Regions from separate parts of the Homo sapiens genome. Here region 2 is linked to region 1. A link is an interaction called in ENCODE POLR2A ChIA-PET data of the cell type or tissue named here. Cell type or tissue: GM12878. All regions are shown on one strand. Links, peaks and the distances in the headings refer to the core of each region. The heading gives the core; the rest is flanking DNA.

Region 1 (9,959 bases), core at 1,096-9,095:
ACTAGTACAAAAACAGACATATAGATGAATGAAACAGAACAGAGAACCCAGAAATAAAGACACACGCCTACAACCACCTGATCTTTGACGAAGCTGACAAAAACAAGCAATGGGGAAAGGATTCCCTATACAATAAATGGTGCTGAGATAACTGGTTAGCCATCCTGCACCCCTTCCTTACACCACACACAAAAATCAACTCAAAAATGCATCAAAAATTTCAATGTAAAACTTAAAACTATAAAAATCCTTGAAGAAAACCCAGGAAATACCATTCTAGACATAGGCCCTGGCAAAGATTTTATGACAAAGATGCCAAAAGCAATTCAAACAAAACCAAAAATTAACAAATAGGACCTAATTAAATCAAAGAGCTTCTGCACAGCAGAAGAAACTTTCAAGAAAGCAAACAACTTATGGAATGGGACAAAATATTTGCAAACTATGCATCTCACAAAGGCCTAATATCCAGACTCCATAGGGAGCTTAATTGAACAAGCAAAAAACAAACACCACCACTTAAAAGTGGGCAAAGGACATGAACACTTTTCAAAAGAAGACATACATGCATCCAACAAGCATATGAAAAAATGCTCAACATCACTAATCATTAGAGAAATGCAAACCAAAACCACAATGAAATACCATCTCACACCAGTTAGAATGGTTATTAAAAAGTCAAAAAACAACAGATGCTGACAAGGCTGTAAAGAAAAGGGAATGCTTATACACTGCTGGTGGAAATGTAAATTCATTTTGCCACTATGGAAAGCAGTTCGGTGATTTCTCAAAGCACTTAAAAACAGAACTACCATTTTGAACCAGCAATCCCATTACAGCATATATACCCAAAGGAATATAAATCATTCTACCATAAAGACACATGCACATGTTATGATCACTGTAGCACTATTCACAGTAACAGAAACATGGAATCAACCTAAATGCCCATCATTGGTAGACTGGAAAAAAAAAATGTGGTACATATACACCATGGAATACTATGCATCCATGAGAAAGAATGAGACCATGTCTTTTGCAGCAACATGGATGGAGCTGGAGGTCATCATCCCAAGTAAAATAACACAGGAAAAGACAGCCAAATACTGTATATTCTCACTTAATAAGTGAGAGCTAAACATTGAGTACACCTGGACACAAAGAAGGGAACAACAGACAACAGGGCCTACTGGAAAGTGGAGGATGGGAGGAGGGTGAGGATCAAACAACTATCTATCATGTACTATGCTTACCATCTGGGTGAACAAATAATATGTACACCAAACCCCTGAAGCATGCAATTTATCTGTAGAACAAACTTGCACGTGCACCCCTGAACCAAAATCAAAGTTTAAAAAAATGCTTCATTATATTTAATAAACTCCCAATTACTGATCTTACAATAAACATTGGTAGATATAACTAACATAAACAAAAGCTTCTTGAAGTCCTCAGTAACTTTTAAGAATGTAAAGGGTTTCTGAGACTAATAGTTTGTAAAGGGTGGGGGTTTTATGAAGAGAGACCTTTCATTCAAAATATTACTAAATAATAACTTTGCAATGTGGTGTCACACAAGCAGCTGGGTGTCTAAAAACTAAAAAACTTAAACATCCTTAAACTATTTTTCTTGAAGTCCAGCTTTCACCAGTAGCCCAGACTTTTCCTTTCTCTGGATTTTTGCTTCCTAGTTGTCCTCTTGGGGAGAAAAACTTTATCTCATTCACCATCTGCTATTCTTCCTCTCTGCTTTTGCAAAGAAATCCTTTTTCTGAAATCCCATCATCACAGCCACTCACTGGAGCTCTTAATCACACACTTCCTTACCTATTACTTAACTTCTTCCCATGTTAGTTACCACCTTTACTTCTTTACTCATTTTTCATTATTATTTATAACATACCTACTTTTTTAAAAAATTGAAATGATCCATGATAAAAGACACATGCTACTGCCTCTTTGGTAATACCTCCCATAGCTCTCTGCCTGGCAAACTATATGACTCACAGTTGAAGCTATGGACTTGTCTGGACTGCATCTTCTCCCTCCACAAACAGTGGGACTGGGCTCATACTGAATCTAATGCAGCCTCTTATAGAGCTGCTGAGCCATCATTTTTGTTTACAGGATTGCAACCCACCAAGATTATGAGATTTACAGTCACAATTGTAAATCAAAATTTACAATTTTAGGGGAAATTTTTCTTTCTCCTAAAACTAGCACAGAAAAGATGTTTGATAACCAAATCAATTAATGAATGTAGGGCTATAGATTTAGAAATTAAAATTTAAGAGAGATAAAAGGGTAAGCAAATGAACAAAACAGCAAAGCTACAAGATACTTCATACAGTACATTAAATCTCATTTTGGCCTTCCTGAAAGTTAACAGAGAAAAGAAAATAAGAGTTTGGATTCATTTGTTTCCCTCCCCTCAATTTCTTTTACTTTTTGTATGAAAATTTTCCAATTCTTTTTCCTATTCTACACAGTTGTTAAGCAATCTCTTGTTACATGTTCATATTTGATATTTAAATAAAGCTTTTCTTTTCAAGCATTATAATACAAAGTCTACTAGTCCCTCACCTTACATGTTGATAAGCAGAGTTAAAAAACAAACAAACAAACAAAAAGAAAGCTGATAGCACACTCTTTAGAATGGCTGCAACAAGCAAAAATATTTACTTTTTAATTTTCTTTCAGGAATATATCAAGCACTTATGAAACATGTGCTTCCCAGTTAATTCAGATCATGTTCTGTTTCCCCAAATGTGTATATCTTGTCAGCTCAAACACAAGTGGCCCCTGAATCTCAATCTCCACTCACCGCTCCTACTCATTAAAATTCTGGTGGGATGGTGAGAATGTAATAAAAAGATATATGTGAGCTTTATTTGCAAATATAAAAGCATGTCCCCACAGTATAGCAGAGAGAGAGAGAGAAAAAAAATTCAATTCAGTAGCTTTCCCATTCAAAGTTTGTTAATAGACGGGAAAGAAAATTCAACTCATAATACATGATGAGAACCTTTTTCACTGATTAACATTATACGAATAGTTTTGCGCGAAGTATTTGTGTGGGTAAATATTAGCATACAATTATTATTCACTCACTTGCTGATGACAGCACACTTTCCAGAAACAGCTGGGAAATGCAGAAGGAACAAGCTCACGAGTAAGCACCTACTGTGTGCTAGGAACTCCAAGTATATTTCCATTTAAGCTCCCTAAACATTTGAGAAGTATGCATCCATCACTTGTAGTACATAGATGAAGAAACTGATGCTCACGGAAACTAAGTAACTTGCTTAAGATGACACAAAAGAGGGAAGAAAAACCAGAATTCAGATCTGGGTTTGTCTGATTCCAGAGCACACGCTGATTTTTCTACATTGGGTTGCCACCTGGAAGTAATCTCTTAGTATTGAGAACCTTCCCCCAGAAAACAAGCATGTCACCTGAGCCCAACTAACCCAAAAGTATTCACCATCATTCTCCAAACACTTTTTTCCTGGCTTTCCCATTATTTTAACAAGTTATGTGAGTGGAAGAATAGAACAAATCACATCCTTTCTTTACAAAGGAATTTAGAGAACAAAACCCATCATTAATATTTCCCTCTTTCATCATCAACTTTCCTGTAATTCAGATAAGCAAAAACTCAGCCACCTAGATTTTTATAGCCGCATTGGCAAGAGTGTGAAGGATTCCAGCAGCAAACATACACGCAAGGTCAGGAAGTGCCAAAGCCACCAAGAGTACATGTGACTTCGGGGGTTGGGGGCGGGTGCGCCTGCCCACCCACCACAAATCTTAGCCATCTGGGCTGTGGAGAAAAAAAGGGAGGGGAGACATTTTGTGGCATTGCTCTGCACTTCCTCAGCTGTCCCTAACGGCAGCTCCAGATTAAAAAAAAAAAAAAAAAAAAAAAAAAAAGGGCTAGACTGGCATATCTGATTTTAAAAATATGTCCACAAATGAATATATAATAAGTTTAAAATATGGGGGGACTGGAAGGAAATACATCAAAAGATTAATAAAAGTTATCTCTGGATAGTGAGATGATCCATTTGCGAGCTCTGTGTTTTTCTAATTCTTCCAAAATTATCAGAAAAATATTATTTTTATATGAAAATAGTTCTATGTAACTATATGTAGTATATTATTTTAAATATTTCCGTTTTCAAACTTAAAAAAAACAGTTGCATCTAGAGGGTGGTAGCCTGACTATTTAGAATAACTGCCCTCCGTTAGGTCTCAGATAATTGAAGTAATACTCAGGTTTTAACGACTACCCACACAAACCACTTTGGATGTGCCCAAATTGCCTTGTTCTTGGTGGGTATCCAATGGGTCAGAAGATCTATTTAACTGGGTGCTTTGAATTGTTTGTGCCAGAAGTTTTCTTTTAGCTGGGGTCTCTTTCCTGTTTCATCATCAATTTTTAAGTTCCTAAAATACATCCAGTAAATTTACCAGTTTCCTTCATCTATGGTGCTGAAACTTAATAAATTGCTCTTTTTTCAGCTGGAATGTCACGATGTCCAGTTTATTCATTCATGGCCTTACCTGTGTGTCTCTGACAATATTACTACTTTGGCTTTCACAAGATTCATATTCCTGAACTATGGCTTATGGCTCAAATCCAGCAGCTCTCACACAGGGCACCTCCTTGAGTATTCATGGCAATTACTGATGCTTAAAGATGAAAGTCTTGGACCACAGCGTGCCATTTAATGTACTTCTGACCTTGCAGATCTGTGTGTGCTTAACTTCTCCACGTGGATCTCGCATCCTCCCAGGGTGCTACGCCGAATAAGAGATTATACATCAGGGGAATCACTTTGCAGTCACCGAGACAGTGTTTTGAAAACGAAGGAAGAATGCAAATGTGTAGAAACTACTGAAGAGATTTTACCAGCAGGTAGTTTATAAACTCAAAACCAGGAATATTGCCTCTAAGGATTGCAGCTTGACCAATTTTTTAAAGTGTATCTTTGTTATTTTTTTGTGATACTCTCTACCAACATTTAGCTTTCTTTCTTTCTTTCTTTCTTTCTTTCTTTTTTTTTAAATAGCTGGGTTACACATACCTAGAATCACAGAACAGTGGATCTGGAAGGGAAATTAGGGATCCTCAACTTCAACCTGTTCATGTTAAAGATTAGGAAAGCTGTGGATGTGAGGGGTCAGGTGATGTGATGGAGGCCTCACAGAATGAGTGGCAGAGAGGGCCCCAGAAATAGCTTACTCTGTTTTCCTATCATTTGTAGGTAGCAAAGTATATAATTACCACTTTTGTCATTAGACAGTTGTTACATAAAAGAGTAGTCTTGCAGGTAAAAATAATTCTAATAAGATATTCACTTACAATTAAATAATTCTAACAGTGTGAAGGTTCACTTATGATTTTTTTAAAAATTATCATGAAATAACAAACATGTAGCCATGTTGAGGTGGGAGAAAAGGGGTCCTTACGTCTAAACAGCAAGAGAAAAAACACACAAGAAGAGCCAATCTGTCACCACGAGAGCTGCACTGAGTCCTTCAATCTTGAGAATAAACATGGATAGAAGTTCCCTCTGAAAATGCAGTTATAGTGCTAAATGAATGACTTAAAGACACATCTTTCCTCTTTGTTTTGTGCCATGATCTGAGTGCCTTGAGAACTAGCTTTCATCCGGGCACGGTATGACATCATCTGATAAGTGTGATGCTCTATAGTCGTTGCCGGAATGGGCTAGGGTACAAAACAGAGAAACACACAGGCAGGAAGGAAGGCAGAGACCAGCGCTAATTTAAACATTCTATCCTGAATATTTCAGTTGCTCCATAAATGTTTAATACTTGGTGCCATATTACAGGATGTTCATAAGCACGCAGATATATAGATGAAAAGTAAAATAACATAAGCAAAACAAAGCTCATTCTCAAGAGGTGAGGATGGCTATGCTTTCTGTTGCTGGAGTCCCTTTACAACCACATCTCTTAGTGCAGCTGAAGACTTCCAGCATCAGAGACGATTTCTGGATTATGAGAACCTCTACTTTAGCCTTATCCCTCTATACTCAGAGCCACAGTGGCCTATCTGGCCTTCCCCCTCTGCCTATGACCCTGAGACCTTTGACTGGCACCTCTGAGCAGTGGTCTCAAGAGGACAGCCTTGAAAATATGACTCAATCCTCCATGACAGCGAGACCAGAAGATCCATGTAGAGCCTATGGCTGATCCAGAGGTTCTCCAAGTTGATGTTGCCATCCCATTTCTGCCTCTCTGTAATTTGTCTAAAGACTCACTGTGGTTTCACGGATATGATCTTGGATGTATAAAATGGGAAGTAGCTGCTAAAAGATGAGAAATTCCTGGCCTAAGTCAGTTCTAGTAATTTCATTCACTCATTAATTCGCTTGTTCATTCAAGAGATAGTTCCTGCATGCCTGCTGGGTGAGTGTGGTTACCTGTCCTCCAAAACCTCATAATCTACTAGGGAAAACCCACACAAACAATAAATAAATAAATAATAAAACACAATAAAACGATAGAGAGTTATGAGGCTTGAGGGGATCATTTATAGAGGTGGCACTGTCCTGAATCTAGAGTGAGGAGAAGGATTCAGGAGGCAGAAGGGAGGTCAGGCCGCACCCCATACTCATGAATATCTGATTAGTGTAGCTTTCAAGTATCACTGAACATCTTTGTCCTTTGCAAACAAAAAGCATTTTAATATCACAAATTCCTGAGTGCTAGGGAACTCAATCAACAACTGTAAAATGTTCTGAAAATATAAAATGCAACACAAGATCTAAAAGTCATTAGTAACAACAACCACAAACCCCCCCTCCTGCTTTATCCTGAAGTGAGCCTTTCAACCAGAGGGAAAAACACGAATTGCCTGAGGAAGCAGGGGTAGGAGATGTGAGGACTAAGATTCTGCTTTGAAAGCAGAAAGGGAAGAGTTGCCACCATTTTAACATTTAGTGACTAGCTTATTTATATCCCCCTTGGCCACAGTGACAAAAACACAGCTTTATTTCTAAAGACAACCACACGGGCCATTATTCAGCCAGCCTTCTCAACTGATGATGACGTGAACTGTGAATCCACATTTTTTCCTGTTAATAGACAACTGAAATGGAACAAATATCCTGAACTCACCCTGATCTCTTACCACTGAAGAGAGCAAACACAATACTCTATTCATTCTTTCATCCAAATTCAATCATTGACCCACACATTAGTGCACCATGGTGTTGTGCATTAAATTAGTTCTCATGAACTTCTCTCCAGAAGGGTGTATTAGTTGCCCGGAGCTGCCATAATAAACTACCACAAACTGGGCGGCCTAAAATAACAGAAATGCATTCTCTCACAGTTCTGGAAGTGAGGAGTCTGAAATCCAGGTGTCAAGGTGTCATTGGGAGTTGGTTCTTTCTGGAAGTTCTGAAGAAGAAACAGTTCCATGCCTCCTTCCTAACTTCTTGTGGTTACCAACATTTCTTGACATTCCCTGGCTTACAAACTCATCCCTCCCATCTCTGCTCCCATCTTCACGTGGCATTCCCCACTGTGTCTGTGTCTGTCTTTTCTCCTCTTCTTATTGAACACCAGTCAAACTGGATTAGGACCTACTCTAATCAAGTATGATCCCATCTTAACTTCATTACATCTGCAGAGACCCTATTTCCAAATAAAGTCATATTCACAGGTACTGGGTATTAGGACTTCCTCATATATTCGGGGAGATACAAACTCATGACACAGGGCATTTCACAGTTGTTTTATACTACTGCCTTCTTAACCAAGAAAGAGGCTCTCACTGGCGTCAAGGAGTTTACAGCCTAGAGACAGAGACCCATAAATCTGTCTTCCCCGCTCTTCCCATAGCTGCAGTTTTAGCTTTGTGGGTTTGGTGCTTATCACCTTATCACCCATCTCTGCCAGAAGACTGTAAGCTCCCAGAGCACAGGCAGCATCCATTTTCTGCTTCCCATTACATTCCCATCTTCTTGCACAGTACAAGATAAAGCTTTCAAGAAATAATCGTTGAATGAATGTATGGATAGATGAGTGAATTACCTAGATACAAGCAGAAATGAGAAAAGCCTATACAGGCAATAAAGGTACACACAATAGGCCAACAAGGAGGAATAGAGAGAAAGAAATAATTGATTCTGATTAGTAGGGATATAGAAGGTTTCATGAAAGAGGAGGCATTTGAGCTCAGCCTTGGAGGATCGGTAGGATTTTATAAATGAATAAGGAGTAAAATTTATTCCCTGCTGACCAAACAGTATGAGCAAAGGCCTGCAGACATAAAGTATGGTCTTCGGGAGAACAGTTAATAGCCCAGGCAAGCTGGAGCAAAGAGTATCTAAAGGGATTTAAAAACACTTTGGATGAAAAGGGGAAGAAAGGCAGCTCACAGAGGCCTATAAACTAGGCTATTCTGAGTGCAGTAAGAAGCCACTGAGCTTTGTGGAGAAGGGAAATGATTTGCTCCTACCTGTGCTTCAAAAGGAAAAAATATATAGGAATGGTTCATACATTGATCTTTTGTGTCCTCCTGCCTGAATGATAGTTCTTATATTACTATAAGGAGTATTTGCGTATTTTATATTTACCCATGCAACTACTATTTACTTGATTTGCCTAAGGAACTAAGAACTATATACAAGCGATTACATTTTATAATTACACAATTATATGATATATATCATATAAAATATATAATTATATGATATATATCATATAAAATATATAATTATATGATATATATCATATAAAATATATAATTATATGATATATATCATATAAAATATATAATTATATATCTTTTATAATTAAAAGATCGTATCTGAAAAGTACTTAAATAGGATAATATCACAGGTCCTAAATTTCTTCTCCAGAGAATGACCTGGAGTTTAAGGCCCAGGGGAAGATGATTAACTACCAAAGTAATAACAAGGACTTTCACCTGTAACAAAGCAGTTGTTCCGGGTCAGGCCAGGTTCTTTGGTTTAGGTTTGAGCATGGGAAGTCCACAGACCAAGTATATTAACAATCAAGGTGGTGCAAGACTACCATTTGTTGTTCTCTCCAGGAAGCACCAGGGACTCCATCACTCATCACAGGCATCTGGATAGCAGCCAAGCACCATGATAGTGGGATGTGGGAGAGACACTCCAGCTATCCATGGAGGACTGCTCAATGGCTGAAATGCTGCCAAATGGAGAGACATGTACTATGGTCTTGGTGCCACCAAAAGTCTTCGGTAATAATGCAACTATTCTTAGGAAGAAGTATTCAGTCACTCATCTGTAAAGGGATTCATTATATAGAACTGTTAACCAAGAGAAACAACTACCTCTTTGCCCGCTTAGGCAAATGGGAGACTGGGAATCTGGACAGAGCGTGAGTGAACAGAATGAAGATGACAAGAAAGGGAAAGAAAGCTCTTTTCACCCTTACGAACCCTATAAGTTAGGCCCCAGACTTTCTAGTTTACAGTCATCACTTTGTTATTTAGGTTATAAGACAATAGAGGGGTTAGGATTGTGTTTTTCTGTTCACATTGGTATCCAGGTCCTAGCACGTAGTTGTATCAGACAAATGTGTGCCCAAAAGGAGTGAGCTGCTAGGCAGCGTGTTCCTATTCCATGGCACTTTGAGTATGCTTCTTGGAACTTGAGAATATATTGAAATTGTGCCCATGTGTCTACCTTTCCCATGGGACAGTAACCATCCTAAGGAAAGGAAACGTGTGTGCTTATTACTACTATAGTGCTTGACATTTAGAAAGCATCTAATTCTTAAAGCTCAGGGGGCTCAAATAACTTACATGAAGTTAAATAGCTCATAAACAAGAGGCTTAGATTTGTACTAGGTCTGTCTCCACCCCAACCCTATGCTGCTTCTATACCTCAGTGTAGAAAGAAGGAGAGTCATACTATATAGTTTAGCCT
Region 2 (9,959 bases), core at 1,257-9,256, 110 kb after region 1:
AGGGACAGAAAGTAGATTAGTGGTTGCTTTAGGGTGGCGTAGGGAGAATGAGGGGATGGGAGATCATAGCCAAATGTCCATCAGTTGATGAATAGATAAACAAGATTGGTATATCCATACAATGGTATATTATTCAGCCATAAAAAATAATAAACTACTAATACCTGGTAGGTATTAGTCTGCTAGAGTTACCATAACAAAATACCACAGACTGGGTGGCTTAAACTACAGAACTTTACTGTCTTACAGTAATCTCAGATCGTGGTCCAGCTAGAAATCCCAGATTGAGGTCCAGCAGGGTCAGTTTCTGGTGAGGGTTCTCTTTCTGGCTTGCAAATGGTCACCTTTCCACTGTGTCCCCATATGGCAGAGAGAGAGCAAGCTCTTTGGTGTCTCTTCTTATAAGTATATTAATCCTACCAGATTAGGGCCCAAGCTTTTGATTCTATTTAACCATTATCACTTCTTCAAAGGGCCCGTCTCCAAATACAGTCACACTGAAGGTTAGGGCTTCAACATATGAATTTACAGGGGATACAAACATTCATTTTATAACATGTAACAACGTGGACAAAACCTGAAAACATTATGGTATGTGAAAGAAGCCAGTCACAAAGCACCACATATTGTATAAATCTACTTAGAGTAAATGTCCATAATGGGAAAATCCGTAAAGACAGAAAGTAGATTAGTGATTGTTTAGGGCTGGGATGGGGATAGAGTTGAAGGAAATGTGGAATGATGTTTCTTTTGGAGGTGACAAAAATGTTCTAAAATTGACTGTACTGATGGTTGCACAGCTCTGTGAATATACAAAAATCCATTGAATTGAATACTTCAAATGGGTGAATTGTATTCTCCATCACAAGAAAACTGTTTAAAAAATAATAAACAAATAGACAAGGCTCAAGATGATTGCCTAAGGATGAAAAAACAAAGAGCTTTTGAAGGAAGTCCTGGGCTCAGATCCCAGTGCTCCCACTCATTAGCTGTGTAACCTTGGGCCAGTCTCTGAACCTCCAGTTCCTTTACTCTGTGACGTGGGGAGAGCATGGCAATTGTTCTCAGTTGGTGTGAAAATGAAACGAGGTAATGCACAGTGCCCGACAAGTATCCTAAGCACTTAATAACTAATGGTCATTGTTGAATATTATTAGCATTTCATCAGAAGAATAGCCCATCTGTTTTTTGAACTGAATTGATTTCAAAGCTCAGGCACTGAATTTGACCACAAGTTTTTAGTGGCTACTGCAGAAGTGGAAGCACTCATTTTTCAATATCCAACAACAGAGTCAGTGCCACTTACCTATAAGCTTGCTGTTCTATGAACATGTTTGTGACTCGAGAAGAGGCATGTCACTAAAACCAAGATGGCTTTTTAGCATCTTTAGTCAAGGGAGATACCAGTGTCCAAGTGATCAAACTATTTCATGCCCGGAGCTGACAGTCAATATTTGCTGACTGATCGACTTAGCCATGCCTGACTTATGAGGGTTTTTATTTCAACCGATGTTTCATTAAGTGTTGGTAAGACAGGCCCAACTGTCCCTGGGCCTCTGGAGCCTTTTGGGATATGCAGAAGAAACAGAGTTGGTCCCTGCCTATAGGAGTTTGTATTCAAGCATCTAGTCCTAAACTGATTTTTAAGTTTATGTTTACTTTAATGTTACCACTATTCCAACTCTCCATGTGAATAAACAATAAAACTGCTCAGTACATGAAGGCAAGCAGTAAAAAGGAGTTTTTTTACACTCAAGGTAGGCCCACCTCTCCAGCACTTCTGAGGCCCAGTTCCAATCCAAAACCAGTGGAAAGAACTCTGGGCCAAATGCTGAGGACATGAGAGTTCTATTCCCAGCTATACCACAGAATAGCTATGAGTGCAAGACTCCTCCTTTATCTGTAGAGAATATGTGGATGCCTGAAACCAAGAATACTACTGAACCCTATATACACAATTTTTTTCCTATACTACATACCTATGGTAAAGTTTAACTTATAAATTAAGCACAATGTGAGATTAGTAGCAATAACTAATAATAAAATAGAACAATTATAACAATCTGCCAGCATCACTACTCTTGCACTTTGGGGCCATTATTAAATAAAATAAGGGTTACTCGAACGCAAGCACTGCAAGACTGCAACAGTCAATCTGGTCTGACAACCAAGAGAGCTACTAAGTAGACTAAAGGGAGGGCAGCATCTATTGTGTGGATACACTAGACAAGGGCCTGATTCACGTCCTGGGCAGACAGAGTGGGACAGCTTGAGATTTCATCATGCTACTCAGAACGATGGACAATTTAAAACTTATGAACTGTTTATTTATGGAATTTTCCATTTAATATTTTCAGATCGTGGTTGACTGTGAGTAACTGAAACTGTGGAAAATGAACCCACAGATAAGGGGGACTACAGTACAAATCCTACCCTTTTGTACTGCTTCCATCACTAAGATATGAAAGACCAGGTTAGACAGTAAACTAAGTCTCTCTATCACCTAGACCAAAAAATGCATATTAGTTCTACATAAACTAAGTGCCTTTGATAGTTCTAGTTCTCACTGTAATTTAATAAACTGGCACAATGTTCTAAACAAGATGTAGAAACTGCCTTCCACTCCCTGCAGACACACACACACATGCACATACCCCAGAAAATACAAAGTGAGGTCCCTGAGCCTGACTGGCAGAACTGACCCATTGTGATAAATTCACCCATCTGAAATGAGTCCTCTTGGGAAAGAGTCTACCAGCTTATCCTCTAGAATTCACGCCCCTCTTTCCATAGCCCCTTCATGGGCCTGTGTATAAGGGAGCTGTGATCCAACTTGGATACATACTTTCCTTCTGAAGTCATGGTACCACCAGCCCTTTTGGGTGTGGGTGCCTGTGGTTGTACACTGTAGTTCTCAGCTATTTAAAAATATATATTCCTGAAATTTGTTCATTCTCACCTCCAGCTGTACTCCAACCATAAGATAACATATGAAGATGCTAACCTCGGAGCCAGGCTGGTTTGCTGGATAAAAAGCAGAGACATTGAATAAGAAGACCTAGCTCTGCTCCTGATTAGTTGTGTAATTTTTTTTTTTTTTTTTTTTTTTTTGAGATGAAGTCTGGCTCTGTCACCCAGGCTGGACTACAATGGCGCAATCTCAGCTCACTGCAACCTCCGCCTCCTAGGTTCAAGCAATTATCCTGCCTCAGCCTCCCGAGTAGCTGGGACTACAGGTGCGTGACATCAAGCCTGGATAATTTTTGTATTTTTAGTAGAGACGGGGTTTCACCATGTTGGCCAGGCTGGTCTCAAACTCCTGGCCTCGTGATCTGCCCGCCTTGGCCTCCCAAATTGCTGAGATTACAGGTGTGACCTACCACGCCCGACCAGTTGTGTAAATGAGACTTAACTTTTCTGTGCTTTGTCTGTAAATAAAGACAACAAATAATATTATTGTGACACTGAATTAAATAACATGATTAATACAGAAGGAACTAGCAATGTGTCCACCAATTACAGAACATCCTGTAAAGTCAGTTTGACTAAACCATTGGATAGATCCTTTCTCAGGAAAGATTAAGTCTCAGGAAACATTAATTTTAATGCACTCTCTGGAAATGTTAAGTAAAATATAATATATATTAATAAAGTAGTAAAAGACATACATAAATAAAATATAAACTCCCTTACACATACTTACACACACCACATGTTTATACATATGAATTCAAACCAAACACACTGTTTACAAATGGCCATTTATTTCTGGGAATTAGTAAGTCCAACTGTAAACATAAAGACAATATTTATATGGTCAAGAAAACCAATTCACTAGCTTCAGTTTTAACTCAATTTATTAATTTTATTTTTTAAACTCTACTTTCTCAAAATGCCTTTTTTGTTTTGTTAATGTATTTTTTAAATATTATCAAAATGGAAAAAATAAACTTACTTTTGGAAATCATGCATTCAGCAAATACCTACTATGTACTGGAAACTGTGCTATGCACTGAGATACAAAGATGAATACCATGGGACCCTAAGTTAGCCTTGACCCTTGAAGAGCTCATAGTCCAATAAAACTGTGTTAAAAACAAATTTTTCAATCAACCAAACATTCTCTTCATTGATACAAAGGAGTTCTCATTAGTGAGTTCTCATTAGTGCTCTAACACTTCCTAGCCCGGTGGCTTTGAACAATGGATATCTTCAGAACCCTGGGATCTTCATCTGCACAAATGAAAAAGCTGAACTATGCAGCCTGTTGCATCCCTTCTCCAGTGAAAATATGTGATTCTAATTGCCATTTTAAGCCCAGGTTGAACTTTCCCTTTTTTTAACTACCTTCCATGGCTAAAATTACAGGTATTTTAGACAATGTGCAAATGAGTCAATACGTGACATTGTGTCAACATGTGCATAGGTATTTATTGCATAGCTATATAAATCTGGGCACCAAAATCTCCTTAAGCTGATAAGCAACTTCAGCAAAGTCTCAGGGTACAAAATCAATGTGCAAAATCACAAGCATTCTTATACACCAATAACGGACAAACAGAGAGCCAAATCATGAGTGAACTCCCATTCACAATTGCTTCAAAGAGAATAAAATACCTAGGAATCCAACTTACAAGGGATGTGAAGGACCTCTTCAAGGAGAACTACAAACCACTGCTCAATGAAATAAAAGAGGATACAAACAAATGGAAGAACATTTCATGCTCATGGGTAGGAAGAATCAATATCGTGAAAATGGCCATACTGCCCAAGGTAATTTATAGATTCAATGCCATCCCCATCAAGCTACCAATGACTTTCTTCACAGAATTGGAAAAAACTACTTTAAAGTTCACATGGAACCAAAAAAGAGCCCGCATTGCCAAGTCAACCCTAAGCCAAAAGAACAAAGCTGGAGGCATCACACTACCTGACTTCAAACTATACTATAAGGCTACAGTAACCAAAACAGCATGGTACTGGTACCGAAACAGAGATACAGACCAATGGAACAGAACAGAGCCCTCAGAAATAATGCCACATATCTATGACTATCTGATCTTTGACAAACCTGACAAAAACAAGAAATGGGGAAAGGATTCCCTATTTAATAAATGGCGCTGGGAAAACTGGCTAACCATATGTAGAAAGCTGAAACTGGACCCCTTCCTTACACCTTATACAAAAATTAATTCAAGATGGATTAAAGACTTAAATGTTAGACCGAAAACCATAAAAACCCTAGAATAAAACCTAGGCAATACCATTCAGGACATAGGCATGGACAAGGACTTCATGTCTAAAACACCCAAAGCAATGGCAACAAAAGCCAAAATTGACAAATGGGATCTAATTAAACTAAAGAGCTTCTGCACAGCAAAAGAAACTACCATCAGAGTGAACAGGCAACCTATAGAATGGGAGAAAATTTTTGCAATCTACTCATCTGACAAAGGGCTAATATCCAGAATCTATAATGAACTCAAACAAATTTACAAGAAAAAACAAACAACCCCATCAACAAGTGGGTGAAGGATATGAACAGAAACTTCTCAAAAGAAGACATTTATGCAGCCAAAAGACACATGAAAAAATGCTCATCATCACTTGCCATCAGAGAAATGCAAATCAAAACCAAAATGAGATACCATCTGACACCAGTTAGAAAGGCGATCATTAAAAAGTCAGGAAACAACAGGTGCTGGAGAGGATGTGGAGAAATAGGAACACTTTTACACTGTTGGTGGGACTATAAACTAGTTCAACCATGGTGGAAGTCGGTGTGGCAATTCCTCAGGGATCTAGAACTAGAAATACCATTTGACCCAGCCATCCCATTACTGGGTATATACCCAAAGGAGTATAAAACATGCTGTTATAAAGACACATGCACACGGATGTTTATTGCGGCACTATTCACAATAGCAAAGGCTTGGAATGAACCCAAATGTCCAACAGTGATAGACTGGATTGAGAAAATGTTGCACATATACACCATGGAATACAATGCAGCCATAAAAAATGATGAGTTCATGTCCTTTGTAGGAACATGGATGAAGCTGGAAACCATCATTCTCAGCAAACTATCGCAAGGACAAAAAACCAAACACCGCATGTTATCACTCATAGGTGGGAATTGAACAATGAGAACACATGGACACAGGAAGGGGAACATCACACACTGGGGACTGTTGTGGGGTGGGGGGAGGGGGGAGGGATAGCATTAGGAGATACACCTAATGTTAAATGACAAGTTAATGGGTGCAGCACACCAACATGGCACATGTATATATATGTAACAAACCTGCACGTTGTGCACATGTACCCTAAAACTTAAAGCATAATAAAAAAAAAAAACTGGGCACATGTTACTAAATAGAGGGAATGACTACAATCACCCAAATCATTTAAAACCGAACTCTTTACATTAAAATTCTGAGTTCGCATAAACTGGTATGTTGCATTTATATGCACTCCCATTCAATTTATGCATGATTAATTTGCGTGTTTTGGAGCAAAGAAATGAAATTAATACTTGTTTTTAATATACATGTCCAAATATCAAAAGCCACAATTTAAGCCAGCTGCCAAATACTGAAAGACTGGTGTACAAACTAACAATTCTTCTCAGCTAAACATTAGTAATGTTATAAATAGTAACATTAGTTCACAGCAACACAAATGCCAACTTTTTAACACCCCTATGGCTAAATATACAGAAAAGTATACATAATTAGATAGACTATCTACAGATTTATTTACCATGCTATATTTATTACCCATTCCTGCAGAGTATTTACGTTTAACTCTGTGAAGCAAATATCCCCACAATAATTTTTTCCTCCACATTTTAAAAATATTTTACTATGAACAATGTGGATTCTATTTGTCCAAAAAAAGGGAAGAGCTGGGCATGGTGGCTCACGCCTGTAATCCCAGCACTTTGGGAGGCTGAGGAGGGTGGATCACTTGAGGTCAGGGGTTCAAAACCAGCCTGGCCAACATGGTGAAACCCTGTTCCTACTAAAAATACAGAAAAGTTAGCCAGGCATGGTGGCAGACACCTGTAATTCCAGCTATTCGGGAGACTGAGGCAGGAGAATCCCTTGAACCCGGGAAGTAGAAATTGCAGTGAGGGGAGATCACGCCACTGTACTACAGCCTGGGTGACAGAGTGAGACTCTGTCAAAAAAAAAAAAAAAAAGGAAGAAATGACAGCACCATGCATGTAAAAATGCATTCTTTTTAAACATCAAAATAATCTTGGACAGCGCTGGAGAGCATGTGGAGAAATAGGAACACTTTTACACTGTTGGTGGGACTGTAAACTAGTTCAACCATTGTGGACGTCAGTGTGGCGATTTCTCAGGGACCTAGAATGAGAAATACCGTTTGACCCAGCCATCCCATTACTGGGTATATACCCAAAGGAATATAAATCATGCTGCTATAAAGACACATGCACACATATGTTTACTGCAGCACTACTCACAATAGCAAAGACTTGGAACCAACCCAAATGTCCAACAATGATAGACTGGATTAAGAAAATGTGGCACATATACACCATGGAATACAATGCAGCCATAAAAAATGATGAGTTCATGTCCTTTGCAGGGACATGGATGAAGCTGGACACCATCATTCTCAGCAAACTATCGCAAGGACAAAAAACCAAACACCGCATGTTCTCACTCATAGGTGGGAATTGAACAATGAGAACACTCGGACACAGGAAGGGGAACATCACACACTGGGGCCTGTTGTGGGGTGGGGGGAGGGGGGAGGGATAGCATTAGGAGATATACCTAATGTAAATGACGAGTTAATGGGTGCAGCACACCAACATGGCACATGTATACATATGTAACAAACCTGCACGTTGTGCACATGTACCCTAGAACTTAAAGTATAATAAATATATATATATAAAATCATCTTGGAATGTATACAAAATTATTTTAAACAGGAATGAGTTTTATTCAGGTCTACCTTGCTTCAACCTCCCTCCTTTTTGAACTGGAGCCCCATCCTCTCCAGAGTCTCCAGGGCTTCTCCACTCCTGGGCACCTGTCCTTTAGCCCCTTCTCACCACACTCTGCCACTGTCAACCCGTCTTTACTTTCCCGGTAAGGCCACAGTCTCCTGAAGTCCAGCCTTAGGCAAAGGTGACAGAGGAAAGGAGAGGTTAAGGTCGCTGGAGTTGGAGAGGTCAATGAAGAGCGAGATTCAGGTGTTGAATGGCTGCCTACCTGGACAAATACCACTAAAAAATGATCATAAACAAACCAATGAGCAAATGGAAAACAGATGTAAGATCGTCCAAGATAAGTGGAAGTGCCCAGGGTCTTGGTAGATCACAGACGAAAGGGATACAGAATGATAAAGCATAAAATTTGGGAGCTGGATTAATTGATCACAAAGACACCATCTATTGCTAACATCCTTTTGTTAGTTGATGTATTATTCTAGCTGGGCCGTAAACACATCTCAGGAATCCCACTGTTAATCTATATCTTCATCAGACTGCCCAGATAGGTCTACTTCATACCTTTCCTGCCCTCCTGAAATCCCCAGTCAGCTCCTCTCCATCTCAGCAGAAAAGCTGGCTTCCTTCTTTACTAAGAAAAATCAAGGTCATCAGAAAAAAGATTTCCTCGCACATTCTCCTTTCCATCTCAGCTCTTATGTTTCTTCTCTTCCTTTCTTCCTATTTGAGAAAAATCCTTCCTAACTTCTAAGATTAAATCCTCTGCCTTTGATCCCCTTTTCTTAGGCATATTAGATTGCCTCTGTAATCTACTAGCTTATACGCTTATTAACCATGTGCCCAATGCTCAGTTTCCTCAGCTGTAAAATGGAGTATAATGCCCACCGTGCAAGGCAGTTATAAGATTTAAATACAACAACATATTAAAGCACCTGCCACAGAGCAGGGTGCATAACAAAAGTGCTATTATTATTACCCTCTAAGCCTTGTCTCCCTCAATGGCTATGCCTGCTTTCTCTCGCATTAGTTAAAAATTCACTTAGTGCTACCTTTCTAAAAGGCGTTTTAGCCACTGGTACTATAACAACGAACAAAATCAAGGGAAAGATGGCTCACCCTTGTGAAGTTTACAGCCTAGTGGGCAGGGACAGGAATAAAATACTTAAGTCAGGTGATAAGCGCCATGGAGTTACAACTTATAAAAGAGTGTCCTGGGAGGTCTCACTTAAAAGATGACATGTGAACAAAGACCCAAAAGAGGAGAAAGACCAAGCAGGTATTTGGAGAAGAGCACTCCTACGTGAGAGGACGCTGCAGTCTCCTGGAGGGCTTGAGCTTGAGGAATGAGGAGGGTGTGTGTTTGGTGCTGGGGGCTGGGGGAGCAGGTCAGGTTTGGCAGGGCCTTGTAGGTTACTGCAAGGAATTCAATACTTACTCTAGTGAATAATAAAAGAGAGGGGGACCCTGGTGGATTTTGTGCAGTGGCATTATCCAACTTAAGCTTTATTAGGATCACTTTAGACACTGGATGAGAACAGACTCAAGGTCAAGGAAGGAGAAGGGAGATGAGTTCGGAGACTTTCAATAATTCAGGAGAAAGTTGATAGTTGCATAGATGTGAGAAGTAGTTGGATTATGGCTATATTTTTCAAGAAGATAAAATACCAAAAAGGTTTTCTGATGGATCTAATGATCAGTGCAGAGAAAGAGAGGAGTCAAAGTTACTCCCAAGGACTAGGCCCCCAGAAACCAGAAAAATGGAGCAGCTCTGTATTGAGATAAGCAAGACTGCAGGGTCATAGCTTTATCTCTCCCCCACCACTGCTTCCTGCCCCCTGTGGTCAACCGACCAAAGGTCTTCCTCACTTTAAGAAAAGAAAGCATGTTAGCTTTCTGCTGTCCTAATCTCTCTTAATGCTCGACACTAAATTTCTTGAACAATTGCTCTGAATCCAGGGTCTTCACTTTC

What was found. Peaks named below come from ENCODE experiments on the same cell type or tissue, not always from the same donor. Only the 100,000 strongest peaks of a DNase experiment are listed, where the experiment ranks them.
Region 2: POLR2A ChIA-PET joins it to region 1 with 13 read pairs; 3 of 35 experiments call an interaction of 5 or more read pairs at or near these places.

Annotation. Positions count from the first base shown.
Region 1 is chr3:171,308,209-171,318,167 of GRCh38, forward strand. All of the region lies in intron 2 of TNIK (TRAF2 and NCK interacting kinase), which reads right to left. Among named protein-coding and RNA genes, the nearest start is that of TNIK, 150 kb to the right of the region's middle. In GM12878, for the core only: no CTCF peak of the experiment used is centred there; no DNase peak of the experiment used is centred there; H3K27ac peaks cover 2,354 bases.
Region 2 is chr3:171,418,639-171,428,597 of GRCh38, forward strand. The region is part of intron 1 of TNIK (TRAF2 and NCK interacting kinase); the gene reads right to left. Among named protein-coding and RNA genes, the nearest start is that of TNIK, 37 kb to the right of the region's middle. In GM12878, for the core only: no CTCF peak of the experiment used is centred there; no DNase peak of the experiment used is centred there.